2 separate regions of the Homo sapiens genome follow, and region 1 is linked to region 2. A link is a loop called in an ENCODE intact Hi-C map of the cell type or tissue named here. Cell type or tissue: HCT116. All regions are shown on one strand. Each heading gives the region's core, and the rest is flanking DNA. Links, peaks and the distances in the headings are about the cores only. Region 1 overlaps DSC3 (desmocollin 3). Region 2 overlaps DSG4 (desmoglein 4).

What was found. Peaks named below come from ENCODE experiments on the same cell type or tissue, not always from the same donor. Only the 100,000 strongest peaks of a DNase experiment are listed, where the experiment ranks them.
Region 1: it touches region 2 in a loop (2.3-fold over the local background); 2 of 110 quality-filtered maps call a loop at or near these places.

Annotation. Positions count from the first base shown.
Region 1 is chr18:30,995,975-31,001,316 of GRCh38, forward strand. DSC3 (desmocollin 3) reads right to left here. Exons shown (of 16, transcript NM_001941.5): 15 at 817-1,074. Among named protein-coding and RNA genes, the nearest start is that of DSC3, 44 kb to the right of the region's middle. RefSeq lists an enhancer at 1,212-1,786. In HCT116, for the core only: a CTCF peak has its summit at 3,413; a DNase peak (open chromatin) is centred at 3,337.
Region 2 is chr18:31,394,454-31,399,843 of GRCh38, forward strand. It overlaps DSG4 (desmoglein 4), which reads left to right. Exons shown (of 16, transcript NM_177986.5): 9 at 4,819-5,090. All of the region lies in intron 1 of DSG1-AS1 (DSG1 antisense RNA 1), which reads right to left. Among named protein-coding and RNA genes, the nearest start is that of DSG4, 20 kb to the left of the region's middle. RefSeq lists a silencer at 3,819-4,019. In HCT116, for the core only: a CTCF peak has its summit at 2,541; a DNase peak (open chromatin) is centred at 5,108; H3K4me3 peaks cover 1,133 bases; H3K27ac peaks cover 2,676 bases.

The sequences.
Region 1 (5,342 bases), core at 343-5,342, 400 kb before region 2:
AAAAAAAAAAAAAAAAAAAAAAAAAGAAAAGAAAGAAAAAAGCTTCTGCTTCATAGGTGATTTTGGTATGAACAGAGAATTCCTTATTTTAATTCCTTCTTTCTTTCATATTCTTGCTTTCCTTAAAATAAAAGCACTTTACATTCGCATGGTGCTTTGTATATTTAAAATATGTCCTGCAATGGTGACTATAGTTAATAATAGTATATGTTATATTTCAAAATTGCAAAGAAAGTACATTTCAAATGTTCTCACCACAAAAAATAAGTATTTGAGGTGATGCATATGTTAAGTGTGATTTAATCATTCTACATTGCAGACATAAATCATAATATCACTTTGTGCCCCATAAACATATACAATTAAATTTTGTCAATTTGCAATAAGATAAAAATATATATAAATCATGCTATTTAATCTTTATCCTAAAACTGCATACAAATGTTGGTGTTTTCACAGAGAAATACAGATTTCATTTGAAAAGTTTGTAATTGTGAGGAACTAGAATTACTTTCACGATCTTCTATATCAAAAGGGTTCATGAGGTAAATACACAACTAAAAATGAGACGTTAGTGAAGAATATTAAAAACATCCTATATTTATGGGATTTTATAAATTAAATGAAATATGAAAAATGAAATAAAATCTCTTTTAAATTAAATAATGTAACAAAATCAAAGAGCACGGGAAAATGAACAGAGCAAGCAAGAGAGAGCCCACAGAAAAATACAGAAAATATATGTTAATTTGAATTGTCTATTTTTCTCCATTCGGAGGTTTAAATTTTAGACTCAAAACACCTAAGGAAACTCACTTCACCGAGACGGGGTTGAGTAAAACTGTGCCACTCCGAGTAAGTGTATCTGCAGTTGTCCACCTCCGTGTGTCCTCCCCTGCAGGAGTCCAGGGTATGATGATGCCCAGCCCCCCGGCAGGATTCCAAGGTCTGGTTTCCTCCTTTCATCATTTCAATGGTTTCCTGCCCTCCATTTTTCATTCCTGATCCCATAGTACCACAAAAACCTTGGCTAGAGTTGTTGGTAGTTTGGGTCATAAATCCATTGGCAGAGCACTGAAATAATAAAATGAAATAATTCATGTTGAGAGGAAATGGATTCTAAGTTGTCATGAGAAGGCAAAGGAGAGAGAATATTTGTTCAACCTTTTATTCATTCATTCATTCATTCATTCAACAGACATTTATCAGTTTCTAATTATGTGCCCAGATACTGTCTTCATTCATTTTGTGCTGCTATAACAGAATACCTGAGACTGGTTAATTTTTAAAGAACAGAGATTTATTTCTTACAGTTATGAAGTCTGGGAAGTCCAAGATCAAGGAGTTCACATTTGGCGAGGGCCCATCCCATGGCAGAAGGTGGAAGGGCAAAAGAGCACGAGTGAGAGGGAGAGGGAGAGAGGGAGAGAGGAGCAACAGGGGGCTGAACTTGCTTTTACAATAAGCTTTCATGATAATAAACCCATTCTCATGATAAGGACAGTAATCCATTCATGAGAGCAGAGCCCTCATGACCTAATCACCTACTAAAGGTCTCACCTCTCAACACTGTTGCATTGGGGATTAAGTTTCCAACATATCAGCTTTTAGGGACAAATTTCACCATAGCAAATGCAAAAGCCTAGGGATATAAAGATAGACATAGTCTCTCGATGGCTCCAAGAAGATCTTATTCCAGGGAGAGAGAAAAACAAATACTTTGAGAATGTGATTACTCTACTATGTGGGTGAGCACAAAATGTTACAAGAGCACAGAAGTAGAGCATTAAAATTCAAATCCAAACAGGGTAGGTGGAATAGAACAGGTAACTGGAAAAACTCTGAGCTAAGAGACTAGGGACTAGTAGGAGTGGGACAAACAAGGCAACCACTGTAGAAGGGTCTGGAGGCAAAAGGCAAACAATGTCCTTCAGGGGTCCCCAACTTCAATCAGTTGAGAACAGCTACCACATAAGATTAGGGTTGGGGGGAGTTAGAAAGGTTATAAAAGGCCATAAGATATAAAGATCTATATGCTATGCTAAAAAAATAGACTTTATTATGAAGATCACAGGGACTGTGAAGAATTTTAACTCATTACAGAGAGAAACACATTTCAAAAATATCATTCTAGGCAATAATGTGGAAGACAAATAAGAAGACAAATTTAAGTTCATGGAGATCAGATGGGGGTCACTGCATCTGATCTGATCTGATATTCCAGGTAAAAATGATAAGGACCTAAGCCAAGGAGGAAGCAGTGATGACTGAAAGAAGTAGATGGACTCCACAGAGAGCCTACAAGTATCTAGATGGATGAGGCAATCAAGGACAGAGTTAGAAATTATTCTTTTGTGTTCCATGAAGGCAAACAGGTAGATGGTACAACTCACTGAAACAGGGAGGAAAGATGTGCTTATGGGCAAGAGGAGAGTGAGCAACTAAAGTTTGAACATGGTAAACATTAGAAACATGTGGGATGTCCAAGATGAATATATGAATATGCGGATTTGGAACTCAGATGAGAGATTTGAGCTGGAGATATAATTCTGGGAGACACTCCCAAATAGGTGATAGTTGAGGCCATGGGAATAGAGGACCTATCCAGAGAAAATTGTCAACCAAAATAAAAAAGGGCTAAGGATAGAACCACAAGAAAAATCACATTTTAAGGGGAGGGTAAGAGAAACACAGCTGTGACAGGCCAGATCTGAATAGCCACTGAGATAACAGAGAAAACCAAAGTGGCAGGACCCTGAAGCCATGAAGAGAGAATATGGTAAGGAGTGGGAGCAGCCAATGATGTTAACAACAACAACAGAAAAATCACAGCAAGGTAAGAATGGGTTCAATTAAAGTATAAGCGCCCATTGGATTTAAGTGAAAGAATAGCCATTGATGAGCTTTGCCAAAAGAATTTCCAGGGAGTGCTGGGTAAGCAGGAAGGAGTATTATAGAGAAATCAAATATAATTTTTTCTTTCCTAAAGTTCAGTTTGAAAGAAAAAGAGAGATGTGGAGGGAACTAGAGGATGACAAAGAGTCAAGGAAATGCTTTAAAATGAAAAAGTCTTCATTAAACATTAACTTAATACTGGAACTTCACTCCGACCCTCTGAGCCATAGGACAGAAGTTTAGTTACAGTGGTAACCTCGACATGTCAGTTTTCATTACAAACAGTTACATTACTTTCAGGACAAGAACCTCCATTACATTCAGGTTCCTTTGTGCCACCTTCCTATCAATTTAAATTTTTTTCTACTTAAAATGCAGTCTTTAACTAAATTGAAAGATTTTTCAAATACAGATGATTTATTGAACCTGAAATATATCTACAAAAGTCATACTTACTGTCGCATTGCCTTAGAAAAAAATACCAGAAAAAAAGAATTGAAAAGTAGCCATTTGGTGGCAGTGCTACCCTACATTTTTTTATTTAAGTTGCCATTACAATAAAATTCAATTACAAAAAAGGAAAAAAAAAAACCCTCCTAATTATTAAATCTTCTTGATGGTATAATTTCGTTGTAATAAACACAAGTTCAAAGATCATATTTCTAAGTGAATAAAAGAGGAATTTAAAATAAACTAAAAGCAATGCTGAGCCTACAGGGCTAGCTTTCATACTTTTATTCTCTGCTCCTTTCTGTCCTCCTCCATCCACATTTCCCAAAGTTCCTTCTCACAGGGTATCAACAACTCTTTATCCATGTCAATAATTTCTAGGTTTACTTTTCCAGTCCTGATTATTCACCCAACTCCTAATCCCATGTGCATGCCTTCAAGTGAAATTCAGATCCAAAGCTAAAATGATCACTTTTACTCATTGTATTAAAGCAAGTTTATAGATTCAAGATGAAATTTTATGTTTTTGTATAAATTAATAATTCCAAGCCCCTTTTAGAAGTGTTCCTAACACAGAACAGGTACATATTGTGAAATGGCCACTCAATATCATCAGCTCTAGCATTAAATGGCAAAGAACAGATATTAAGTAAAAGTCATCCATGCCGGTCTTAAAAATAAAATAAGAACTTACTATGAGTCAAGGACTGTCAAGGGATTAAACCTGCTTTCTCGCTGGAGAGATCATCACAGGTTTCTACATGTAGGCACGTCAAGCATAGATGGGCTATGATTTTGCATGGTGGTGTGGAGGAGTTGAAGAGAGAAATAGTGAATAAGAAAGGCATCTTCACCCCGAGACATAGAAAAGGCTGGATATGTAGTCGTTGTCCCTGGCTATAGCCTCTGCCACTTTGACTCTGCTTTTTACTTTGTTCCTTAAGTTCAGTCAGTCAACAAGCTTATCCTTTATACCTTTGAAATATTTCTTATTCATCCCTATCTTAATATAACAATTACCATCATCCTGGTAGAATTAACTCATGCTTAAACTAAGCTTTCATCTTCCCCAACCCTGATGTCTTCCTATTCTCACTGATCCCCCTACTGACTCAGCTTCACGCTGCTTGATTATACCTCTCTCCTGTAGAAAAGCCTTGGCTGGCTCTCCTTTACCATGAGAATAAATCCGAAATCCTTAGTGCAGCATTTAGAAGTCCTATCTCCCACTTGTTTCTTAATATTCTCTTCTCTAACACCGAACTTGTTTCAAGCCTCTTTTCCAACACATGATTTCTTCTATTCTAAATCAATTTATTTATTATTTGCTAAATAGCCCCTAAACTTTATCATCTCCTGTCTTGTAGGCTATGCTGTTTTCCTCTTCTTTAGCTATTCTCACCGTCTCTTCACTTTCAAACCCTTCTTATTCTTTAAGTTACCAAGTAAGCTGTACCTCTTGTCACCAGCCTTTCTGGTTGATCCAAACTACATGAGTACATTTAGGTATCATAGGTGTTTTTGAACTCTGACAGTGCTTTATCATATTGGTTTATTGTCATGTTCCTATTTTGCTTTTCCATAAAGTAGGATCTATTTCTCATAAATAAGTTGGCATCTTTTTGAGGTAAGAACATGCCTTGTAAGTACTTTTGTGTATATATATATATTTTGTGTACATATATATATACTTTGTGTGTATATATATATACTTTGTGTATATGTGTGTGTATATATATACTTTGTGTTTATATATACTTTGTGTGTGTGTATATATATATATATATATATATACTTTACACAAAACAAGAAGCATAAAAGCACCTCAGAAGTCCTAAGAAATATATAAGGAAAGAGAGTGGCAGTAATCTTCCAAACCCCTCTCCCTTTCTTTTAGATATATCTCATTGATATTTTCCTAGCTATCTTGAGAACTTTTAGCAAGCTTTTTTCCCCATTATAAATGGTCAACAAGTTACATAAACAAATTATATCTG
Region 2 (5,390 bases), core at 204-5,203:
GTAATCCCAACTACTCGGGAGGCTGAGGCAGGAGAATCGCTTGAACCCGGGAGGCGGAGGTTGCAGTGAGCTGAGATTGTGCCATTGCACTCCAGCCTCGGCAACAAAAGTGAAACTTAACAACATGAGTTCAACTCTGAAAAGACCACAGTTATAAAAATTATTATGATATTAATTAAGTTCTGAGGTACTAAGCATCTGATCTAAGGCAATGGCAGTAAAAATGGAAAAAAAAAAAAAAAGGAATGGGTATAGGAGACATTGCCAAATACAATACAAAGAGGAATAGAGGAACAAGAGGTCACCTCCCACCATATCAAATTCTGAATATTTAGTCAAGTTTTTCTTCCAGGGATCAGAATTTGTTAAACCTTGCATCCTGGTTAAAAATCAAGAGCTAGACATAACATGCAATTCTTACCTATGTTCTTATCATCTTAGTGACTAACTTTGTATATTATCTCATAATATGTAACTGCTCTTTGCTTTTGTTCTGTCTCCCAACCTACTAAAATAATAGAAGAATTTTGTGCATAAAGAACCTGATCTAAATATCTTTCTACCCCCAGCACCTGGTCCAGTGTCCAAAAGATAGTAGAGACTCACAAAATTTGAGAATAGTATTGATGATACTATTTACCTGAAACTAATGGCATAGATATCATCCAAACAGAAGTCACTGGACTTGATTGCATCATTCGTAACTTCTGCATACAATTATAAATATGAAAAAAATTAACAATGCAGGCAATGTACTATCTGACTTATGTAATGTGCCTTCTGTGATAACAACTTTTTTAAAGATATACTTAATTGCTAAAAAAAAAAAAAAGCTATTGAAATATCAATTTCATGAAAAATTTGTCAAGGTAATTTGGATGCTGTATATACAAAGCCCTATCTATTTTTTTCTGAATGATAACTTTCCAAATCTCTTAAAAAGAGTAAGAAAAAATGTGCTTAAAAATACCAAAGTAATGGAGAAAGGCTAATTAAAATGAAATTTTAAACCTTGATGTTTGTATTACTACCTAGCCAAAAGAACTATTTTAGAGAACATAAGCGTAATTTTCCCATGTTTGACATTTTCAACAGCTGGTGGTCAGCCTCTCATTCCAGATACATCTGGAATGAGGTTACTAATGTCCTCTTACACCTTCTCCATTTTCATTCGGGATACCCCTTAACCCTGAGGAAACTGGACTTTTGACTAAGCTTTATATAACCCTTCTCTTAGTCTGAGGAAATTACAAAGACTCAATTCAAAGGATTTAAGGTGGCTCGTGCCTGTAATCCCAGCACTTTGGGAGGCCAAGGCGGGAGGGTCACTTGAGTCCAGGAGTTCGAGACCAGCCTGGACAACGGGGTGAAACCAAGTCTCTAGCGAAAGATGGGTGTGGGGCGGTCACCTGTAATTCCAGTTACTTGGGAGGGCTGAGGCATGAAAATCACTTGAACGCGGACCAGGGAGGCAGAAGAAAAATAAGGATTTATTGAGAATTGCTATGTGTTAAGGACATGAAGGCAAATAAGATATGGTCCCTGTTCTCAAGGAATTTACAGTTTAACAAGAGAAAGATCTCAGAAAAATGAAAGTCTCTCTGTCAATAACAGCCTCTCCTTGGTATTTATTGATAAGTGTATATGAAAACGCAAGCAATAAAAAAGTGTGTGTGTATATATATATACATATTTGACTTCAACACTGAGAAAAAAGCAAAGCAAAATGCTACCCAATTGGAATTCTAACAAAAAAATTGATTCTCTATTTTTATAATAATTCTAACATTTATTAAGCAATTACTAAACACCAACTATTCTGTTATAAGGTGTATCCAGAGGGTTCACATATATTATCTCATTTAATCCTCACAACTCTCGGAAGAAAATAGGGTCATTGCTTTTTTTTTTTTTTTTTTTTTTTTTTTGAGACAGAGTCTCACTCTGTCACTCAGGCTGGAGTGCAGTGGTGTGATCATTGCAACTCCTCCTCCCAAGTTCAAGCAATTTCACGCATCAGCCTCCGGAGTAGCTGGGATTACAGGCATGCGCCACCACACCCGGCTAATGTTTGTATTTTCAGTAGAGACGGGGTTTCACCATTGCTGGCCAGGCTGGTCTCAAACTCCTGACCTCAAGTGATCTGCCCACCTCAGCTTCGCACAGTGCTGGGATTACATGTGTGAGCCACCGCACCCAGCCAGTAATTCCATTTTTAGAGAAAGTGAAACAAAATTGAAGAAGACAAATAGCTAGTCTCAATTTACCCAGGTGGTGAATGGCAAAGACAAGAACCAACTGGAACTTTCTGGTCCCAAAGTCATATTTAACTGCCACCTTCGTGTCTCACTGCGTAATTGGGGGCCAGTAAAACCGATTTTAGGAAAGAACTAGCATGCCGAGACTTTTCTTCCAAGTCTGTGTACCACTATAAACTCCTTCCCAGCTGTGTGTGCCCTGCTTCTCTCTTCCAGACACATTTGTACCAGGAAATGAGCCTTCCTGGAAACAGAACATACACACTCAGGCAGATATTTGACCATTTCCCCAGTCCCCTGCTGTTGAAAAACTGCTATCACATTCTCTTTTGGATGGAGACTTCTAACTTTCTCCCTTTTTCATACTTAATTCTAAAATGAATCAGTGTCCCCACTAGAATTAGCAGTGTCATATTAAATTAGAACAAAAAAATTGGATGTGAGAATCTAAGCGTAGCTTCTATACTACAATTTACAGCAGCCAAAAGCCTGCCAGAAGCCAAATACATTTCTGGATGTGTTATCTTCATCCTGAGCCCTTCCAGAGCCTCACTCCTGGTCACTGCAGGTCAAACCCCCAGCCACTCTAACACACGCCTGTGTACCTTGTTAAGTGGTTATTCCTCATTTGTTCCTTAAACTGCAGAGACTGAGTTTCCCCAGCCTCTCCCTTTACTTTATGAAGAGACTCCAGAGTAAACCATTGTTTCCATTGCTCTTTACAATCCTTGACCTCTGGACACAATCAGAAAATCCTGACTAAAGGGCCCCACTTGCGAAGAATGAGTAAACAATTTTATGCCTTTCCTCTATTTGGCTTTCCTCCAAGAGGAAAGGTTGACCCCAGAACAATTTCCTGTTCCTAGATTATGTGAAGATCTTTAATTATACAACTTTAGACACATGTTGGTATATTTTCATCACACTCTGTTCAATGGGGAGAGAACTATTAATATTCTTACAAGCAAAAGTGCATTTGTGTATATACATAAGAAAAGCACAAGAGATTTCTCTATCAGAATAGAGGTTATCAGGCCGGGCACAGGGGCTCATGCCTGTAATCCCAGCTCTTTGAGAGGCCAAGGCAGGTGGATCACCCAAGGTCAGGAGTTCAAGACCAGCCTGGCCAACAGGCAAAACCCCCGTCTCTACTAAAAATGTAAAAATTAGCCCGGTGTGGTGGCGCATGCTTATAGTCCCAGCTACTTGGGAGGCTGAGGCAGGAGAATTGCTTGAATCCAGGAGGCAGAGGTTGCAATGAGCTGAGATTGTGCCACTGCACTCCAGCCTGAGCGACAGAATGAGACCCTGTCTCAAAAAAAAAAAAAAAAAAAAAAACTTGAGGTTCTCGATTTTTCATTTATTTGAAGATAGCATGGAATTCTATTAAATAAAAAAATGATTTGTAGAAGAAAGATCTCTTCCAATTGAAAAGTGATTTTTGAGTACATAATTTATATTCAGTTCTGTGCTAAGTATCATGTGGGGTGGTCTATTACGTGGACCAGTGGACTAGGTATTATGTGGATCTGTAAACAGATGTGCAAAAGGAATCAAAATCTCAAACCTCAAGGGTTTTGGCTGAAATTCAAGCACGGCATGCTGAGCCATCTCCAAAGAAGAACCCAAGTAAATTTCTGTGAATGTTTTTCTTATCAGCTCTTCTAAAAAGATGTAACTCTAAAACCTAAGGAAACATTCATGATGTCAGGGAGTTTCCCTGAGAAGCAGAGATTTACCTCACAGAGTTCTGCTGATGGCAAGCCTTGCTGATATCTTGACTTCTGCTGTTGGAAATGCATTGCAAGTGATGCTTAGCTTCCAGAACCCTTCTAAGCAGACATTGTTCAGCAATTCTTTCTTTGCAACTACTTTTTCATTGTGACTTTTCATGTCACCACATCAATCATTCTGGATCAAAAGATTCTATTTTTTATCCAGAATACCCATTTCAAAGGTGACTTTTCTCTGGGCATGGCATTTACTTATTTGAATATGCCCCATAAAGGAGTCTTCCTGTCCACCAGACCCGGCGACTATAATCATCATAAATTCTTTGTAAGTTGTGTACACCATTAAAAAAAAATTACGTGTTCAGTGACATCATATATATTAGCACCTTTATTCTGCTGATTATACTTTCAAAAGATTCTCAGATGTGAGTTCTATAAAGGAAATCTGGGTACTATTTATTTATTCATTCAATAGTGTGAACAGTTTTTATTTTATTCTAAAGCTTTTTTTCATAAACACCTCATTTGGAAAATAATCGTTTTTCATTTCAGCATTTTTGTATAAAAAGTCCAAAACTCCAAAATTTTATTCCAATTTAAAATCACAGCCTTAAATAATCTACATAGCTGATTATGCTAAAAGATGAACAGAAAAACATATCTAAGATACCTAATGCAGTAATAAGTAAAATTTTTTTCAATTCAAAATCTAAACAGCGTATCTCCTGGACCTTATTCTAGTGTGTGGTTTGCTTTACCATGGCTTCTTACTTTATCGAAAGAGAGTTCTTTGCTGTTTCAGAGTTTTTTATTTTCTTTCATTTCAGATGCTGGATTATGAACAAGCACCTAACATTCAGCTTAGTATCGGAGTTAAAAACCAAGCTGATTTTCACTACTCCGTTGCTTCTCAATTCCAAATGCACCCAACCCCTGTGAGAATTCAAGTTGTTGATGTGAGAGAAGGACCTGCATTTCATCCAAGTACTATGGCTTTTAGTGTGCGGGAAGGAATAAAAGGAAGTTCCTTATTGAATTATGTGCTTGGCACATATACAGCCATAGATTTGGACACAGGAAACCCTGCAACAGATGTCAGGTACTGCAACTATTTTCTTCATGTTCTATGGTTCTATCCAGTGTTAATTCATGTAGCATGCGCTAATATATGTTGGTTGTAATACTTTTGGAGGGCTTTTTTGCTTTTATTATTCCTTTGATTTAAAAGACTATTAGAGCATTTGAAATCTTAGAATTTTAAGTGTTTTAGAGGCTTCAATAATGTAAGGGCTCCAACTAGTTATAAAAGTAATTGTGTCCAGTGAGTAATTGTAAGATCAAAGAGCCTCCTAAATTACTCCATAAGTCTTTTTGATCTTTTGTGGCCAGTTTGTTCTAC